2 separate regions of the Homo sapiens genome follow, and region 1 is linked to region 2. A link is an interaction called in ENCODE POLR2A ChIA-PET data of the cell type or tissue named here. Cell type or tissue: B cell. All regions are shown on one strand. Links, peaks and the distances in the headings refer to the core of each region. The heading gives the core; the rest is flanking DNA.

Evidence for each region. Peaks named below come from ENCODE experiments on the same cell type or tissue, not always from the same donor. Only the 100,000 strongest peaks of a DNase experiment are listed, where the experiment ranks them.
Region 1: POLR2A ChIA-PET joins it to region 2 with 10 read pairs; 3 of 35 experiments call an interaction of 5 or more read pairs at or near these places.

The regions. Positions count from the first base shown.
Region 1 is chr10:96,422,172-96,431,940 of GRCh38, reverse strand. TLL2 (tolloid like 2) reads left to right here. Exons shown (of 21, transcript NM_012465.4): 5 at 3,193-3,310; 6 at 9,214-9,392. Among named protein-coding and RNA genes, the nearest start is that of OPALIN, 68 kb to the right of the region's middle. In B cell, for the core only: no CTCF peak of the experiment used is centred there; no DNase peak of the experiment used is centred there.
Region 2 is chr10:96,206,871-96,216,639 of GRCh38, reverse strand. BLNK (B cell linker) reads left to right here. Exons shown (of 17, transcript NM_013314.4): 8 at 1,251-1,319; 9 at 6,733-6,802; 10 at 8,741-8,768; 11 at 9,587-9,629. Among named protein-coding and RNA genes, the nearest start is that of BLNK, 60 kb to the left of the region's middle. In B cell, for the core only: no CTCF peak of the experiment used is centred there; no DNase peak of the experiment used is centred there; H3K27ac peaks cover 2,268 bases.

The sequences.
Region 1 (9,769 bases), core at 666-8,665, 220 kb before region 2:
ATAGGCCCCTGAGCACTCACACTTGAACTTGCCTTCTGTCTCCCTTGGAGGCCCTTTCCCCAGGTCTTTGCATGGCTGTCTTCTTCTTATCATTTGAGTCTTATGTCAAGGGACACATCACAGGAAGGCCTTCTGCCCTCCCCCCACCAGCGCCTCCCTGTCCCCAGACCCTGCTTTATAACATTGGCAGCACTTACCGTGACCTGAACTCTTTACTTCTATTTCTGTTTCATTTATTTTTGTCTCTGTCTAAGCTCTGTGGGAGCAGCAGTCTTTTTTCTGTCTCATTTCTGCTTCCGTATCTCCAACACCTAGAGCAGGGCGCGGCACATCCTAGGCAGGTAGCAAATATGCCCACTGCGTACCTGCGGCCAATGTCAATGGAAAGCCTGAGTGACAAGCCATACCGAGAGACTTTCCTGGGCTCTCAGTGCAACTTATAAGTCCTTCCCCTCCCTGTGGCTCTGTGACCTCTACTCTGAGAGGTGGCTGATGAAGGCAGATTCCCTGAGGATTTGCCAAAGCCACTGAGAATCGCTGATGAGTAAGTTAGGGAACGGTGAAGACCTCAGCAGCAGGGCAGCGGAATTCCTGCAGTTCCCTTTCGCTCCCGCAGCATTAACCCACGGCTTCCTAGTGCCAGGTGCTTAATTAGGGATTGGTGGTAAAAAAGATGACTAAGATTTCATCCTGCCTTCAAGGAGGTCTGTTCTCACAGCAGAGAAAGGTGAGTGCCTAAAGAAAAAAAATAGAAATTATAAACCACTACAGACTTTTGTTCCTTGGTATCCTAACTGTGTTCTTTCAGATCTGGTGTGCTTTTCTGACCAAAGATTTATATTACTTTCATCAAAGTTAACTAATTTTATATATAGGAATTTTGTTGACACAAGTATTTCATGTTATTAGATAATTAGTAGGGTTGCTATTTTTGGTGAGCGATTGAGCTATAAACAATTTGAACAAAAAATGTCAAGATGTCAGAAAAAAAATGGACAGTTAAGTTATTCTATTTTTTGTTGTTGTTGTTTGTTTCTTCTTTCTTTCTTTTATTTTTTTGAGACAGGGTCTTACTCTGTTGCCCAGGCTGCAGTGCAGTGGCATGATCACGTCTCACTGCAGCCTCAACCTTCCAGGCTCAAGCGATCCTCCCACTTCAGCCTCCTGAGTAGCTGAGACTACAGGCGTGTGCCACCAAGCCCAGCTAATTTTTTCTTCTTAAGTGTTTGTAGAGACAGGGTTTCACCATGTTGCCCAGGCTGGTCTCAAACTCCTGAGCTTAAGGGATCCACCTGCCTTGGCCTTCCAAAGTGCTGGGATTACAGACATGAATCACCATGCCCAGCTGTTATTCTTTATTCTATATGAATGTTTTTGGGGACAACAATATGATACCATCCCCACATCCTGCAGACAATGATGGGAGCCTCCCCCAGTGCTGTTGTGCTAGTCCATTTGTGTTGCTCTAAAGGAATACCTGAGGCTGGGTAGTTTCTAAGGAAAAGAAGTTTGTTTTGGCTCACGGCTCTGTAGGCTGTCTGAGAAGCATGGTGGCAGCATATCTGCTCCTGGTGAGGCCTCAGGAAGCTTGCAATCATGGCGGAAGGCAACAGGAAGCCAGAACATCACATGGTGGGAGGGAGCAAGAGAGAGGTGGGGTAGGTACCACACACTTTTAAACAACCAAATCTCTCATGAACTCAGAGCGAGAGCTCATTCACCAAGGGGATGGCACTAAGCCCTTCTTGAGGGACCCATCCCCATGACCCAAACACCTCCCACCAGGCCCACCTCCAACACTGGGATTATGTTTCAAAACGAGATCTGAAGGGGACAAACATCCAAGTGATGTCAGCTGTTTTGTTTTGCTTGTAATTTTTGTTTTTGTTTTGCAATGAGGGCCCTGTAGAACTCAGACCTCCAACTCCCACCATCCTTCATACTTCCCAGACAACTATTTTTTCCTAGATCCTTCTCATTGCTTCTAGGAAAATTTAAACAGTCTTCCTTCTAGATTTTGAAAAGAACTGACTGACTATACGTAACTGTCAGCCTGGAGTTTTATTATTCAGCAAATTTCCACTCAAGGAAATACCAAGACAGGTTCAGAGAAAGTATGAAGTTCACCTATTTTCAAAGGCCTGGAAGAAAAATTAGGCTCAAGGATTCCCCACAAGACACTGAAACCCCGTGCAAAAGTACACAGATGTACATGCAAATAGAAATTTTAAAGTGCATGGGAGCACCCCCCTACAGGTCTAAAAGAAAATGAGGGGGCGAAGTGCAGTGCTGGTGAGCTGGAGTTGACTCCCCCCTACTTCAAAAGCCTGCAGTTTCCAAATCGAAAAACCTGGATAAGGTTTTGTAAAAGTTTGGAAAATACTTTCAATACAAAGGAAAATTTGGGAAGCCCAGGATATTTTGAAAATCTATTTTTACCCTCCCTTCCAATCCACAAACTCCTACTCTCTAGGTTTTGGCAGCTCAGAAAAGTTACGTTGTGTTTTTAGCAAGGGAAATCCTGATTCCTGAAAATTCCTGGAGTATTTCTATTCTGAACAAGCTTTTTTTTTTTTTGAAAATATTTAATTGACAAATAAAAATTGTATATATTCAAGGTATACAACATGAAGATTTGATATATTATGTCTCGATCACCATAATCAAATTAATTAGCACATCCATCACCACCCATGCTTACATTGGGGGCTGGTGAGGACACAAAATCTGTTCTTTTATCAAATTTCAAGTAAACAATACAGTATTATTAACAATCTTTTTTTTTAATTGTTGGAACATCCTTTGTCTTAACTCAGCATGCTTTAAAGCATCTAAGGAGGCTGGGTGCCGTGGCTCATGCATGTAATCCCAGCACTTTGGGAGGCTGAGGCTGGCGGATCACCTGAGGTCAGGAGTCAAGACTAGCCTGACCAACATGGAGAAACCCCATCTCTACTAAAAATACAAAATTAGCCGGGCGTGGTGGCACATGCCTATAATTTCAGCTACTGGGGAGGCTGAGGCAGGAGAATCGCTTGAACCCAGGAGGCAGAAGTTGCAGTGAGCCGAGATCGCACTATTGCACTCCAGCCTGGGCAACAAAGGCAAAACTCCGTCTTGAAAGAAAAAAAAAAGCATCTAAAGAAAATATGGACCCATCATTGAAGTCGAGTGCTTGCCCTGTTGTTTCAGGGAGCCAGAGGGCCATTTTTAAGCAGGCCATGAGACACTGGGAGAAGCACACCTGTGTGACCTTCATAGAAAGGACGGATGAGGAAAGCTTTATTGTATTCAGTTACAGAACCTGTGGGTAAGTAAACGAAAGCGAGGCCACCTCTGCAGAATCAGTCGGATGGCTCATGAGTGTTGAATTTTCTCTGTAAACCTAAGTATTTCCAATGAGCTGTTATTTAGAGGAGTCCAGGGTTTGCTAGAAACTTTCTGCCCTTGGTGAAATTACAATCCAGTGGCAAAGCTGATGGGCCAAGAGGAAGATTCCAGGAGACTCCATGAAGACCAGGGGTACTGGCACTAGAAGAGCAACAGAAGGAACTGGTGGTGTGTCATGTGAAGACTTAAGGCAGTGGTTCTTAACCTCTTGGGGTTTGTGTCCCCATTTAGAATCTGATGAAGCGGTGGGCTTTCCTTCTTCAAGAATAGATGAATATGTATGTAAAATTTTGCATTTAATTTGAGGGATTCTACAGGTTTACAAACTTCCTTCAGAAAACATAATATGTAATAAAATGACTGGCTTATGACTAAAGTTATCTGTTATGTCAATAAATATGTATGATATACTTTCCTACTGAAAAGCTTCTCATGTTGGATCAAAAACCCAAACCCGGCCAGGAGCGGTGAGTCACGCCTGTAATCCCAGCAGTTTGGGAGGCTGAGGTGGGCAGATCACCTTAGGTCGGGAGTTCCAGACCAGCCTGACCAACAATGGTGAAACCCCATCTCTACTAAAAATACAAAATTAGCCAGGTGTGGTGGCACATGCCTGTAATCCCAGCTACCTGGGAGGCTGAGACAGGAGAATCGCTTGGAGCTGGGAGGCAGAGATTGCAGTGAGCCGAGATCCCGCCATTGCACTCCAGCCTGGGCAACAAGAGCAAAACTGCATCTCAGAAAGAAAACAAAACAAAACAACAACAACAAAAAAAACCAAACCCAACTACATGGTCTATACATAAGATGATTACTGAATAAAACAACCTAGAGAGGTTTAAAAGTAAAAGGAAAGAAGCCATACAGGTAAATGCTAACAAAAAGAAAGCTGGGATCACAATTTTAGTCATTGACTAGGTTTTCATTGTTTTGTTGTTTTTGTTTTTAAAGTCAGAAAATGTTAAAAGCTGAGACACTTTATAATGAGAAAGGGTATAAGGGACAGTGAGAATATAACTGTCATAAGTCTTCATGCACCAAATAGCATAGCATCAAGAGTCATAAAACAAGCCCCAGGGAATTCAAGGGGAAATTGACAGAAATGCTCAGTAGCACGAGACTTAATTCATTTCTGTCAGCCCAAGTAAGTCAGTGTCACGTTGACCAAAAAATAAGTAGAGATTCACAGAGGATTTGAAAAATACAGTTAATAGAGTTGATTCTATAGGTCTATCAGATTCTATAACCTCATAACACATTTTTTTAAATGGCCCATCTATTAAGCATTAAGAACATCTTAACAAATTCTTAAAGGCAGAAATAGCATTAAGATATTTTCTGATTGCAAAGCAGTGAAACTGGACATAACATAATAACAAAAATAGAATAAACATTAGCTGGTAAGTTAAAAGTCCCCCCATGCTTCCATTTTTATGGCTCTTAGGTCATAAAAACAGCAAGATTAAAATTGCAGAATGTCTAGGTAATGAAAGCCCTATGGTTCAAAATAAAAGAGATATAGCTAAAGCTATGTCTGGACAAAAGCCCACAGACTTAAGTATCCACATCACCCGTTGACAATAGTGACAATGAAATATTCAATTCAAAGAAGCTAGTAAAAATAAATACTTACAACCCACCACCATCACCACAACAAAATAAACCTAAGGAGAGCACAAGGAAACAGACAAGGTGAAACATTACAGAGCTAACAAATTCAAGAGTAAATTATTTGAATAAACAAACAAACAGAAAACAACAGATAAACCACTTGTTAGTTTAATTGAGACAAAATATGATTACATAGAAATACATAAGATTAGAAATGAAAATGGGAGAAATAGCCACAGATTCAGCAGAATCACAAAGGAGTAGTTTGCAAAACTCTAGGGCAAGAAGTGTGAAAATGTGGATAATGTGAAAGTCTTCAAGGTAAAAATAAAGTACTGGTACAGACCAAGAACTTTGAATGAAATTGAAGAACGGAGGGAAAAAGCCATCTCCCACAAAGCACCAGACCCAGAGTTTCACAGGTGAATTCTTTCAAAACTTCAAAAACAGATTATTCTGGTATACTTAAACTTTTTAGAGCATAGAGAAAGATGAACGCTTTCAAATTACTTTTGAGGAACTGTTATGGCATTGCTACCTTGAAATGAAAAGGATGGCACCAAATAAATAGAGAAAGAAAGGAAAACATGATAAAAAAGATAAGAAAGAAAAAATTATAGACTCATCTCACATGTGAATAGCCATGCAAAATCCTAAATAAAATGTTAGCACATAGAATTCGGCAGCAGAAGAAAAGAAGAGGAGACTGCCAAATACATTTATCTAGGGAATACAAGATTAGTTCAACATTAGGAAATCTATTCTCAAGATTGATTGGTCAAAGAAGAGAAGCTATATTCATATCTCAATAGATGCTAAAAGGCACCTGTACAATACAACATGCAGTTTTTGTTTTAAAAAAGTAACCAAGGTAGCACAGAAATAGATGTCAAGGATAGATTCTTGCATTATATATATGTAAGTATAAATATACATTTATATAAATAACTTCCAACCAAAAGCCAATATCATGTTTATCGATGATACTTCTAGAAGCATTTAATTTTAGTTAAAATCATGAACAAGTTTAAGATGTTTAGGGTTACCACAATTATTTAGCATTGTTTTGGAATTGCTAATTAATATAAATTAGACAAGAGAAAGAAAGAAAAACTGTGAATATTGGCAGGAACAAGGCAATGTTTGCACTGATGGGAGGTAAAGTGACTGTGTGCCTAGAAACCCCAGAATATCAATTGAAAAGCTGTTAGAAACACAAGGAGACTCTATTAAGTGACCACAAAATTAATTAATTAACAAGAATAGGTGACTGCTTTTCTTTATACATGAAATAGTTTGATACACTTTTATGATGGGAAAAAATCACAACTTTAATAGAAACATAATAGATACTATATCTAAGACTAAACATAAATGTGCCAGACCTATAGGAAGAAAATGCTAAAACTCCAAGGAACCTAAAAAAAAAAAGTAAAAATAGAAAGCATATTGCTTCCTGATGTAGGGATACTCAACATAGTAAAGATGTCAGAACTCCCTAAAATAAGCTGTACATTCATGCCTTTCTGATTTAAACACCAACATTTATAGATATATACGTACATGTGTATGTATGCATACATATTTTTAGAACTTGAACAAATGATACTAGAGTTTATCTGGAGGAACAACCATGTAGAAATAATGAGAGAGAGAGAGAGAGAGAGAGAGAGAGAGAGAAAACAGTAATGACAGAGGTAGCTATCTAATGGTCTAACCAAACATGCAGAATATTAAAATGCAAAAGGAAGATAATAACAAAACAGTTTGGAACTTAAGGGAAAAATAGATATATACAAAAAAGGGTCCAAAATGAATATACCTATACACAAATTTGGGTAACATTTTAAATGAGTGGGAGAAAGATCAATTAGTCAATTGGGATATTTGAATATTGGGATAATTTAGATAACTCTCTGTGAAAAAAAAAAAAGCTGGACTCCTACCTCACTTCTTATACCGATAACTATTCTAGCTAGATCAAAGATGTAAGTATTAAAGAAAAAAATGGAAGAAAGAAAGAAAAAATCGAAGAGTATAGGAAGGAAACAAGAGTAGATTTTATTTATAATCTTGAAATATGGATGACCTTTCTAAGCAGCACATAAGAAAATGAATACATTTTGTAATACTAACATTAAAAACTTTTATAATGCAAAAAAAACAAAACAATACATAAAAACAAAGTCAAATGAGAACTAACAAAGTGAGCAAAATACTTGCAACACTCTTGACTAGTTTCCCTAATTTACAAAGGGTTCTTAAATATCAATCATAAAAAAATGGACAACCCAAAAGAAAACAGGGAAAAGAGGTGATCACATAATTCACAGAAAAAAAAATGTCGCTTAAAATATGTGAAAAACTATCCAGCCTCAATGCAGTGAAATCCCATTTTTTACCTATCCAATTGGCAAAATAGTTTGATAAAACCAGTGTTGGCCAGGATGAGGGAAATAGGACTTAAACATTTGTTTAAGCTTCTGTGAGTAAACAGTAGGTGTATATATTTGTTGGGTACCCGAGATGTTTTGATACAGGCATGCAACGTGAAATAATCACATCATGGAGAATGGGGTATCCCTCCCCTCAAGCATTTATCCTTTGTCTTACAAACAATCCAGTTACACTCTTTTAGTTGTTTTTAAATGTACAATTGACTTATTATTGACTATAGTCACTCTGTTTTTTTGGTCAAATAGTATATCTTATTCATGCTTTCATTTTTTTTTCTTTACCCATTAACCATCTCCACCTTCCCCACCAGTCCCCCACTACCCTTCCAGCCTCCAGTAACCATCCTTCTAGTCTCTATCTGCATGAGTTCAATTGTTTTAATTTTTAGCTACCACAAATAAGTGAGAACATATGATGTTTGTCTTTCTGTGCCTGGCGTATTTCACTTAACATAATGATCTCCAGTTCCATTCCTGTTGTTGCAAATGACAGGATCTCATTCTTTTTTAGGCTGAATAGTACTTCATTGTGTACTTGTACATATTTTCTGTGTGTACACATTTTCTTTATCCATTCAACTGCTGATGGACACTTAGGTTGCTTCCAAATCTTAGCTATCATGAACAGTGCTGCAACAAACATGAGAGTGTGGATATCTCTTCAATAGACTGACTTCCTTTCTTTCAGGTAAAGAGAAAGGGGCTTTTAATATCTTACTAGTGAGTATATAAACAGACAACATTTTGGGAGTGCAATTTGACAGTATCTATCAAAATTTCAAATGCACATATCCTTTTACCCATGAATCCCATTGGTAGAAATTTACACTACCATTTCTTTGTTTCATTTGCTGTTGTTTTTATTTGTTTTGCTTGTCATCCTCTCCCCCGAGGCCTTGTTAAAATAGCAAAAACTGGAGTTACAGCCGAGATGTACATTAATAGAAGACTGATGAAATAAATTTTAGTATTACAAAAATGTATATAAGTATTATTTGAAAAAAATGATTGTGCCCAGAAGGGAGTCATCTCTAAGGCTCCTCTGATAATGACACCAAGTTGCATGCATTATAGACACTCATCTGCCTCCTTCCCGTGACTCTTCTCCTTTTCATTAAAAATGGCCCAGCAGGGACTCCAGCACCTTGCAGGTGGAGGGGTAGAGTATGGTATGGACTTTATGTCAGAGAGAGACCGTATCTTTTGTTGGCTTTTCAAGAAGATTCATAACCACAAAAAGCTCAAGAACCATTTTTGGAGGGAATTTCTGCATTGGGTCATTGGGTGGGAAGTTGGACAATGAGAGCACTTTCACTTCTGAAATTCTGTTTCTTTTCTTTTTTTTTTTTTTTTTTGAGACGGTGTTTCACTCTTGTTATCTAGGCTGGAGTGCAGTGGCGTGATCTTGGCTCACTGCAACCTCTGCCTCCGGGGTTCAAGCAGTTCTCCTGCCTCAACCTCCCAAGTAGCTGGGATTACAGGCACACACCATCACATCTGGCTAATTTTTATATTTTCAGTAGAGACAGGGTTTCACCATGTTGGCCAGGCAGGTCTCAAACTCCTGACCTCAGGTGATCCGCCCACCTCGGCCTCCCAAAGTTCTGGGATTACAGGCGTAAGCCACTGCACCCGGCCTGAAATTCTGTTCTTTTACATGCACACACGCACACACATACAGAGTGGGAGGGGGGACTTGCCTCTTGCTCTGAATGTCTTCTGACCTGCTGACCTGGGTATTCCTGCAATTGTCCAGCTGTTGCTCCTATGTTGGGCGCCGAGGAGGAGGCCCACAGGCCATATCCATTGGGAAGAACTGTGACAAGTTTGGCATTGTGGCTCACGAGCTGGGCCATGTGGTTGGGTTTTGGCATGAACACACCCGGCCAGACAGAGACCAACATGTCACCATCATCAGGGAAAACATCCAGCCAGGTAAGGAGGCCTGTGTGGAGTCTGGAAGGCACCGGTCGAGAAGGTGGCAACCTCAGGGACAGGAGGGAGGGAAGGAGGGGACTTGCTGGGAGCTGAGCAATGCTAACTGCTGAATATGGAGCAATGACTCTGTTGTACAGGCCCGTCTCACCAGTCTGACCACTGTCCATCTGTGGCTTCCTGGGAGGTCATCTGCCATAGCTTGTAGGTTGGAGCAGAAGCAAAATGATTTTCCATGTTTTAAAGGACATTGAAATCTAACTCCATTTCCTGAAAGGAACACAGTCGACCAGAACACTGTTACAGCATCAGAGCTGATAAGCCAAAAAAAAAAAAAAAAGAGTTCTCCTGGCTGCTTTTATGAGTTATTTTTGCTG
Region 2 (9,769 bases), core at 698-8,697:
GCCTTAAGCACCTGAAAATTTTTAGCAGTTGATCAGGATGTATAAGAGTATTTGGTAGTAAGCACTAAGAGGCTCAGAAATGACAGTGCCCAGGACTTTCTCCCCTGGGCCACAGTGTGTGCTTCTTTGGCTGGTTGGGCAGACAGCATCAGTGACAACCCATCTCTGTGTATCATAGCCCTTCCCTGCCTTCCCCTTCCTCTTCCATGCTTTAATCTTCCCATCTCACATTATGAAAGCACCTGGGTAGTTCTCTTCAGCTGCCCTCGCTTCAAATGGATTTCTCATAAAACCTAATACAATGTCACAAGCCACCATGTTGGCCTTGTAAACATTGCACCAAGAACAGTTTCTGCAGAGGAGTGAAAAAATGAAAGAGTGAAATATGCCCTGAGTCCTGGTTCTTTAAATTTAGTAGTATGATAAGCCTATGAAACATTTCATCCGTAAACCCTTCACAGAACAACAAATGCTATGACCAATGAATTACCTTAAAAAGCCAGTGCTACATAAGATTAGGCATGGAAACAGGGTATGTTTACTCTGAATATAGTCACTATGGAGAATATGATCCAGTACAAGTGATACCTCTTCAGGTAACATTACTCATCTACTACTCTCAACTCCATGGTAGCCATATTCAGGTTTCAGTCCGCCATCATGTAGCAACCCTCTCCCGTACTCCGTACCTATCACCAACAGCTTCAAGACCCACCTGAATTCCCAAGCCACCCATTACCACAAAAGAACAAATACACATTCCCTCCTTACCAACCCCTCTTTAAAAAAACAAAAAAGAACAGAAAAAAACCCATGAAATCCCAGAGCAATGGTGTGTATTGCATCTGGTAGGGGAGGTGGAGCTATTAATTGGGCCCCTCCAGTAAGGGGTTCAATACACTCTTGATGAAAAACAAAAACAATAAAACTCCTTTATCTCTTAGACCTCCCACTTGGCAAATGAAATTCAAAGCCATTATTCACTTTAACAAGATCTCTATCATCAAATAATCAAATAATAATATATCAAATTATGAATCTGTCATTGATATTCCCATTCTAAAGATGTTTCTTCTAAGAAGACTTCTTTTATTGGTTTGTGTGTCTAATAAGGGTGTCTCCCATTCTTTGCAAATTCTCTGGTCTGGTCATCATTTTTCCCTGAGTGTGAATTTTCCTCAATGGCATGTATCTGTAATGGTTTTATGTATATATATATATATATATACACACACATTTCTGTGTTTAAGCTCCCATGGTGAATAGATCAACCAAGCCAAATTCCTCAACGCCCGCCTCTCCTCCAGGAACAGCTTCAGGTAAAGTGTATGTGTGATTTGGTTTGGTTTTACGTCTATTTCAAATAAGAAAAACAGATCAACTATGAAGAGTAATCACTTGTATTTCCAAATGTCTTAATATTGGGAACAGAAGGCCAGTCCTCATCCTCATGCACTGTCTGGTGGCACGTGTGTGGAAGTGGCCATTTCCCCAGGCCTTTTGGCATCTGCTAGACAAGTTCTGGTTTTCACCCTACCTTCCTGGGCACCTTGCTGGCTTCTCTGTGTCCCCTTCCTTGACTGAGGGGGTCCCGGAATTTAGCCCTCAGCCCTCAACCCACAGTTCTTTCAGAACATCATGATGGTTACAAGCTTGGTTTTGAGCCAGACAGACCTCGGTTGGAACCCCAGTGTGCCCCGTTACCAGCTATGCCACCTTGGGCTTGTACTTCACCTCTCCAAGCATCAGATTTTCTTTTCTGTAAATGGTGCTCATAGCCCCTACTCTGTGACAGGAGAATTCTGCAAATGTGAATGCGAAACTCTTAATGAGTGCCTGGTACACACTAAGTGCTGAGGAGAGAGAATGATTTTTCACTTCTGTAGCGTTCATCGATTAATCTGGATTCATGTCTCAAGTCTACACTGGTAACTCCCTGGCATCCAACCCCAACCTGACTTCCCTTCTGAACACCTTGATGCTCCCACACAGGACTCTAAACTCACTCCTCCCTCCCCTGCGGGCACCCCTGTTTCTCAATGCGTAGAGCCTCCAGGCCACATGCTCCAAATCCTGCTTTTTTTTCTCCTGAATTTGCTGTTCCATTTTAGCTGTGACCACCCTAGTCTGGGCTTTCTTTACTCAGCCACCTTGCACCTTCTTGTCCAGCAGCCATACCCCTGCCTCTTGGCTCTCTCCTCAGCGACAAGGACTGAGCCGCTGAACTCCTCCAGATGTTACCAGTTTCATCTCACCACAAAGCTAGTCTTTGCCATGTCACCCCTACCCCCAAACCATGAATGTTCCTGGTTGCTCCTATAGGTTTTGGCAACCCCCAAGGCTGAGCCCAAGACACTGAGGGGTGCCCATGACCCCCATTAACAGCACAGAGAGGTGTAGGAGCCTGCTCTCCAGCATTCTCACAGGCATTTCCTCTCCCTCTCTCCCCTTGTCCCTCTCCCCTAGGCACACATATGCGCGTGTGCACACACACACACACATTCATACACACACACTCTCTTCTCTCACAGAGCTGAACACAAGTCATTGAGAGGCTGAGCTCTGCTTCCAGAGACAGGCTCCTTCACAGAAAATGAAAGAACAGTCGAGTATTTTAAAAATCTTTTCCTGGACTCATTTCTTGTGAAATTATTCACTTTCTTCACAAGTTCTGGTTTTACTTAACCTCTCCTCAGAACCCACAAGCGCTTTATAAGTGGGGAGTGGAGCTCAGAGCCATCTTAGCCAGCTCATCTTACCCTCTGGAGAGACAAAGGTCAAACATGCCAATCTAAAACATCGTGACCAGGTTGCTTAGGCCCCAGCAGAAATGGAGACTCCTAACTCCCGATAACTCAGGATGAGGGCTGTTGTTACTGGAATAGAAAACCTTTAACAAATAAATAAATGAAGACCTCAACCCTCCTTTAGAGAAATAGATTACTAATATCTGGTGTTTACCTCTTACAAAGCTCTACTTGCCTTACAAGGACCTCCTCTTCCTAAAACACACTGCCTTACAAGCACCTCCTCTTCCTAAAACACACCCAGTACTCCAATCAGCCTGTATGTCACGGGTCTTGCTTCTTGGTCTTTGTGTTCTCACTTTTAGGACACCTAATCCTACTCATCCTTCAAGGCCCAGCTTGAGGCCTCCACCTCCAGGAAGACTCCTCTGGTTTCTGTAGCCCTCAGAGAGCTCTCCTTTGCAGGAAGTCTCTTCCCCCTTACACTTAGCCCGTACTTATTCCCTAATTACTTTGTGTCTCAGTCTAATCGCTTCCTAAGTACATTGCAAGCTCCTTGGAGACCTTGCCTTCAATGTCATTGCTCAGGAGGCTTTACCTGGCCCCAAGCTGGGACAGATCCCTCTAGTGCCCTGCACATGCCCTGAGATTTCTGTCTTTATTTGCTCACAGCTGTTTCCAGGGCCTACCCCAGGATCTGGCTCAGGGGAGGTGCCGAGACTGTGGAGGGGTCAGTTGGTTGAGAGGGTGAATGAGTCCTCAAACACTGGTTGTATTAAATATTTAAAGAATCACCAACAGGGCTTTAGCCAGCTGGATTTATTACTCATAAGTTTGCTATTAACCTGGTATAGCTGTATTTTAATACTAGGGTCATCAGATGAAGAAAGCAAATCTAAACAAGAAAATAATGTCCTGGTTATGTGATTATCACATACAGGTGGGAGTACCTACAGGAAGGGGGAAGAAGTGAAATAATTTTGAAGGGACAAGCCTAAACAGTCCGAGTGGGTTTCCGAGTGTGCAAACAGTGGAACCTTCAGAGATTATTTTTACAAAAGAAATGATCAGACTACTAGCCTGTGTCTTTGAATAACCATCCATTCCCCTTTAAAGGCTTCAGATAGTCCCCCAGTGGGCATCACAAAAGTGTCCATCAGGTGCCTAGTTGGTGTTTCTGTCAAAGCACCACACCACATCAGTTTCCTCTGGTCAATATTGCTCTTGGTCCTTTGATAGCCAATAAGGTGCCTGCCGAGGGTGATATAGTAAATCTGGTGCAGTGACAGCCCCTGCCGTCCCCGCTGTGCTTGAGAAGCCAGTAGAATGGATTTAGCCGACTCCAAAGCCAGAGGTTTAGGTCCTGGCTCTGACATTTGCTAGGTGCCGGACTTTGAACAAGTGAAGTCATCTCTGTTTCTTAGTTTCTTCCTCTGAAAAAATGGCACCTATGCCTAGGGGTATCATGAGTAGATACCATGAGAATTAAGTGACTCAATATAGATGACTTGCACTCATAAAATGCTAGTGCTTTGTTATTATTATTGTTATTATTCAGAATCCCTTGTTCAACCTGCCTTGATCCATGACCATTCTGGCAGATATTATCAGGGAACAATATTGTTTCATGGGCCAGTGACCCATGAAGAGTCATGCTCCATCCTTCCCTAGAACTCTGTCTTCCTGAGGCAAGACCATAGGCTTTCCACCAGTGTCCTCCGTGACAGTGTTCCACCATGACAATCATGCTGTCCTCTGATTGTCAGAAGTTATTTATAGGGAAGGAAAGGAAAAGGAAGGTTTTGGCAGACTATTCTGAGATATGCAAGAAAAGGAAGCATAGTAGAAAAGCCAGGAGGAAGGTCTGACAAAGATAATATAGTGGCCAAAGGAGCCCTTAACATTTCAGAAGAGGGAAAACCCCTGGGATGAAATTCAGACTTAGACCTTCTTTCTACTTCCTTATTTTTCATACAAGATTTTGTTCCACTTCCCTGAGATCTTCCATCAAATTCTATTGCAGTCAAGGGTACTTTAACAGTGTCAGTCTTAAGTATTCAATTTGATACACCAGTTACTTAAACACAGGGAGACTCCTACTACACATTCAGGTGACATTTCAGTTTATTGTTTTCATGTTGTCACATGAAATGTAAACATTCCAAACGCAATCTCTTTTCCAAAATGTTTCAAAAAATCAGACCCAGTTCAGGTACCGTGGAAGACAGCTGTCATGGAGGGGGCATTGCTTCCCAGGGTGCTGGGGAAGGCTTCCAGGTACAATCCACACCACCCACTCTTTGCTGTTGCTCCCATCCTTGAGGGTTTAGGAAAAGAGTCAGTGGGCTCTGAGTAGAAGCCTGGGAGCCTCTCTCCAGTGACATACATGGGAAGGAACTTCCTGAACTCTATTTCAATACTTTTTGAGGCCTTTTCTTTTTCTTGTCTGTGTTTGGATGAGATGATATGGAGGGTGCATGTATCTTCCCTGTTATAAATTCTGAGAGGGCAGAGGCCTATGTCTGCTTCTTCACCTCTTCCTCGGCCCCTAACACAGTGCCTTCATGTGCTTTACATGTACCAAGTCCTCAATAATCCTTGGTAATGGATTATTATTTCAATGTGTGCTTATCTGTGCTCTATCTCATAAACTAAGAAAGTACAGACTGAGGGCAGCAGGTCCAGCCTGTACTTACAGAGTATGCCCTATAAATCCATTAGGAATTATAGGCCAGGCACCGTGGCTCATTCCTGTAATCCCAGCACTTTGGGAGACCAAGGCAGGTGGATGGATTGAGTCCAGGAGTTCAAGGCCAGCCTGGGCAACATGGCAAAATCTCATCTGGACAAAAAATTAGCCAGGTGTGGTGGTGCATGCCTGTAGTCCCAGCTACTCAGGAGCTACTTAGTGGGGAGGATCACTTGAGTCCAGGAGTTTGAAGCCTCCAGTAAGCTGTGATCTCCCCACTGCACTCCAGCCTGGGTGACAGAACAAGACCCTGTCTCAAAAAAAAAAAAAAAAAAAAAAACGGAATTGTGGACTTGTATGTGTAGTAAGTTCTTAAGAAAACATTTATTCAGTTCAGTTAAGTTAATGAAGAGCCTCATGAAGAGACCCCTTGGTCTCACTGAGCAATGGTGTCCAAGCAGGTGAGCATCATGTCTGAGGCAGCTAGGGGATGCTGAGGGGGCTGGCTCAGCTCTGGCCTCTCCCCTCCTGGCCTGCCCTCTGTCCCACAGTGAAGATCCATCCTGCTTCTCTTTCACTTCCTCCCTCATAACGATTGTCTGGCATCTATCTTCAGGTACAGGAAGGGAGGTTGGGTGCAGGGGACAAGACCCTTCGGGTCCCTTCTATGACTTGAGAAGATGAGATTTGGGCAGCAGCCTGCACTTGTCTCAATTTGTCCATTAAGGAAAACCTGTCGGCGAAAGCCCTTGAAAACTCAGAGATGAGTGAGTAAATATCCTCTGAATGTGAAGTTAGAGGCATTTACCGTATTTAAGTGTGCTTATAAAGGAGCACTGTCTGAGGTCTGTGTCAGGAGTGGTGGGTTGGAGCCTCTGTCTCTGGGCACCTCTGCCGTGCACATTTGTGCAGTGTGCACAGATGTAGGTGTGAGCTGTTGGCTCCCTTCCTGAAGGACCTCTGTGGGGGTCCTCACTGAGTCCTCAGAATCAGTGGGCTCAGGACTTGCCCCATGGGGCAGGGGGCGGGTAAGGAGAAGGTCCTTTAGAAATGTTAAGGTGGAGTCCCTAACCCCCATCCCAGCTCTGAGCTTATACACTGACACTTTTAAAATGTGTCATCACCTTTGCCCACAAGTTTTCCTTAATAGCTTCAATATAACTACCTATATGTGCTTAACTGAAAGCAACACAGTATGTGCAAATATTTCTGAGCCTGCCAGAGAGGCCAGCCTCAGTGTGAGCATCAGCCCCCGGCTCAGGACTTGGGGACTGAGTAGTGTATATGTTTGTGCAGGTCGAAACAGTGGGGCCTGGGAAACCAAGTCACCTCCACCAGCTGCACCATCCCCGTTGCCACGGGCCGGGTAAGTACCTGTTGCAGGAAGCAGCTTTTGAGATCTGGGGAGTGAGGATGGTGATACCCCACTGCCCTGTTGACTTCATTAGAAGTTCTCCCCATGGCAGGCTGCAACTTGGACCAAGAGTAAGGAGCCCTGCTAACATCAAATGAGCCAGGCATGGTGGCTCAGGCCTGTCATCCCAGCACTTTGGGAGGCCAAGGCGGGCAGCTCACTTGAAGCCAGGAGTTCAAGACCAGCCTGGCCAACATGGCGAAACCCCGTCTCTACTAAAAATACAAAAATTAGCCAGGCGTGGTGGCACACACCTGTAATCCCAGCTACTTGGGAGGCTGAGGCAGGAGGATCACTTGAACCTCTGCAGGTTGCAGTGAGCTGAGATCACAGCACTGCACTCCAGCCTGGGCAACAGAGCAAGACTCCATCTCAAATAAATAAATAAATGAATAAATAAATAAATAAATAAATAAATCTAGAAGTATTTCCTCCTGTGAAGTTTTAGTTAAGTCTTGAGTTCACTAACTTACAGTGTTCCACAAGACACCCTGACTTTCAGAAGCTCCAGCACCTGAATCATTTTCAGAGCCTCTAGCAGGTTTTGTCTTTACTTACTGCTGCTCAGTTTTATGGTCTGTAAATAAGTGTGTAGATATATACTATGTGCTGGTCATACCAGGGCACTCCCTCAAAGCCATACGACTGAAGTTCCTCTCGAAAGTGACAGTCATTCTTTCTTATTGAATTTAGAAGGGCTTTGTAAACAGTCAGGTGACGATTGTAATGTGTTAATATTACAAACGTCACCCCGTAAAATTATGTTGGCTCAACAGGTTATTTGGAAAGCAAATTTAAATATGTCTAAAGCTGGCCTGAATGGCTCTAATCTTATTTCTGTCTCTGTGTAAACCAAAGAAAGCCTCCATGTTGAAGGTTTATTAACCAAAACTCTGCATACGTCTCTCTTAGTTCAGCTGTATCACTTTGGGCAAACTACTTCGTCTCTCTGAGCCTCAGTTTCCTCACCTTAAAATGTCACTGTAAGGTTTAAATAGCACCTGAGGAGCCTAACCCAGTGCCAGGCATCTTACAGGTGCTCAGGAATTCTTAGTGTTCTTCCCCCACACTTCAGCTCTCAGCCGAAAACAAAGCGAGAGAGAGATATGGTGAGGGTTTTTAAATTAAGAAATTTAACACACAGAAAAGGAGCATACAACCTTACCAATATTAGACTCCAGTCTCTATTGGAATCTTGAGTTCATTGACTTACAGTGTTCCACAAGACACCCCGACTTTCAGAAGCTCCAGCACCTGAATCATTTTGCAAACTAGAATGTTAGTGCAGGCAAGTACCTTCAGGACCACACATCAGTGGTTTTCAAACTTGTTTTGGTTTCGGATCTCTCTGAAAGAAAGCCTGCACAGAAGACAGTGGAGAATAGTCCCTAGAGACAGGGAGGAAGCTGGAGTGGGCAAGTGCAGCTGCAACCTCACCTGCTGGACCACCCTCTTACCTCTACCCTCTGTCCTGGACAGTAACCCCCACAGGGAGCTGTTGGGGAAGAGGGGGCTCCACAGAAACACTGAAAATACTGATCCTGGTCCTCAATTGACAGGTGAGGAATCTAACCTCACACTCAAGACAAAGAGGCCCAAGGTCACCCGCCAAGTAATTAGTGCAACTGGTGCAAGAGTCCAGTTCTGCCGGACTGGTGCCCTACTTTATCCCCAGTTGACCCCTTCCCCATCTGTCAGCAGACTCCATCTGAGCCTAGGAGGATCATAACTAAATCCCACTTCCATCCCTCTCCACCCTGCAAGGATAGTCTTCTACACACTTGTATCGCTTTCATAATTCTAGCTTAAATTTGAGACTAAAATAATGGTAAATAGCTCCATTTTGTCTTCGTTGTGTTTTAACAAAGCTCATCTCTTTTTATTCCCCAGGAAAAAACCAACGACACCACTGAAGACAGTAAGTTAATTTTGCATTTAAAAGTGCTTCATATTTCCTGCAGTGTTTATTCTTATCCATTTATTTAAAGTTGAAAATGCTTCCAGCTATGGTGAACACAGCAATCTTAGCAACTGAAGTTGCTGCCCAAGCAGTCCAAGAGAAGCTTCAAATCCTCAGGTAGCCAGGGAGGATGCTCCTCCCTGGAGCATAGAAGGAGCTCATCCTCACTTGATCCCAGCAGCTTCACTGAGTGTGCGCAGCAGATCAGAGGGGCAGCCAGGTTCCCTGCCCTCTCCACAGGAAGCGTCTGTGTCCACTCCCCACCACAGCTAATGGTAGACCATTGTGTATCAGGCACACATAGGCCTCACTAAACTCAGATTCTGGCCAGAACATGGTGAACCTGGGCCACAACACTACATAAGGGAGCCCACCTGGACCTAGTCCCTACTGTGAAGCCTGACATTTACAATCATTTAGCAAACACACAGAAGGGGGGGGTCATGAGACCAAAGCAGATGCCAGATGCCTGCTGTACATGGGTTACTATGTGGCAGCTGCTGGGGGGGTCATGATTTCCATCAACCCTGTTGACAAGGCAGGGAGGTTTCTCCACCACAGTGACATTGCTCCTTCATAGGACACTTCTGGCTGTTTGTTGCTTAATGCAAAGGTTGGGCTAGGGACTGTGGGTTTGTAATTGTTGTTGTGATTGAAAGAATAGCAATGCATCAAAGAAAAGTGCTGCCAAAATATTTATTTTAATAATATTGCTCTGACATTTATTTCCACATTCTGCTATATTGAATAACCTTGCCTTTTTTTCTTTTACATAGACTCCAGTTGCCTCTCAACAGAATGCTTCAAGTGTTTGTGAAGGTAAAATCTATTATTTTGAAGGATGAGCATGTCCTCTAAAAGTTATTTTATTAAGGATTTGTATGTACACATTTATTACATTATTTTTGGGGCAATTGTAAACATGAAACTCAATTTTCTAAACAAAATAGTTTTTGCAA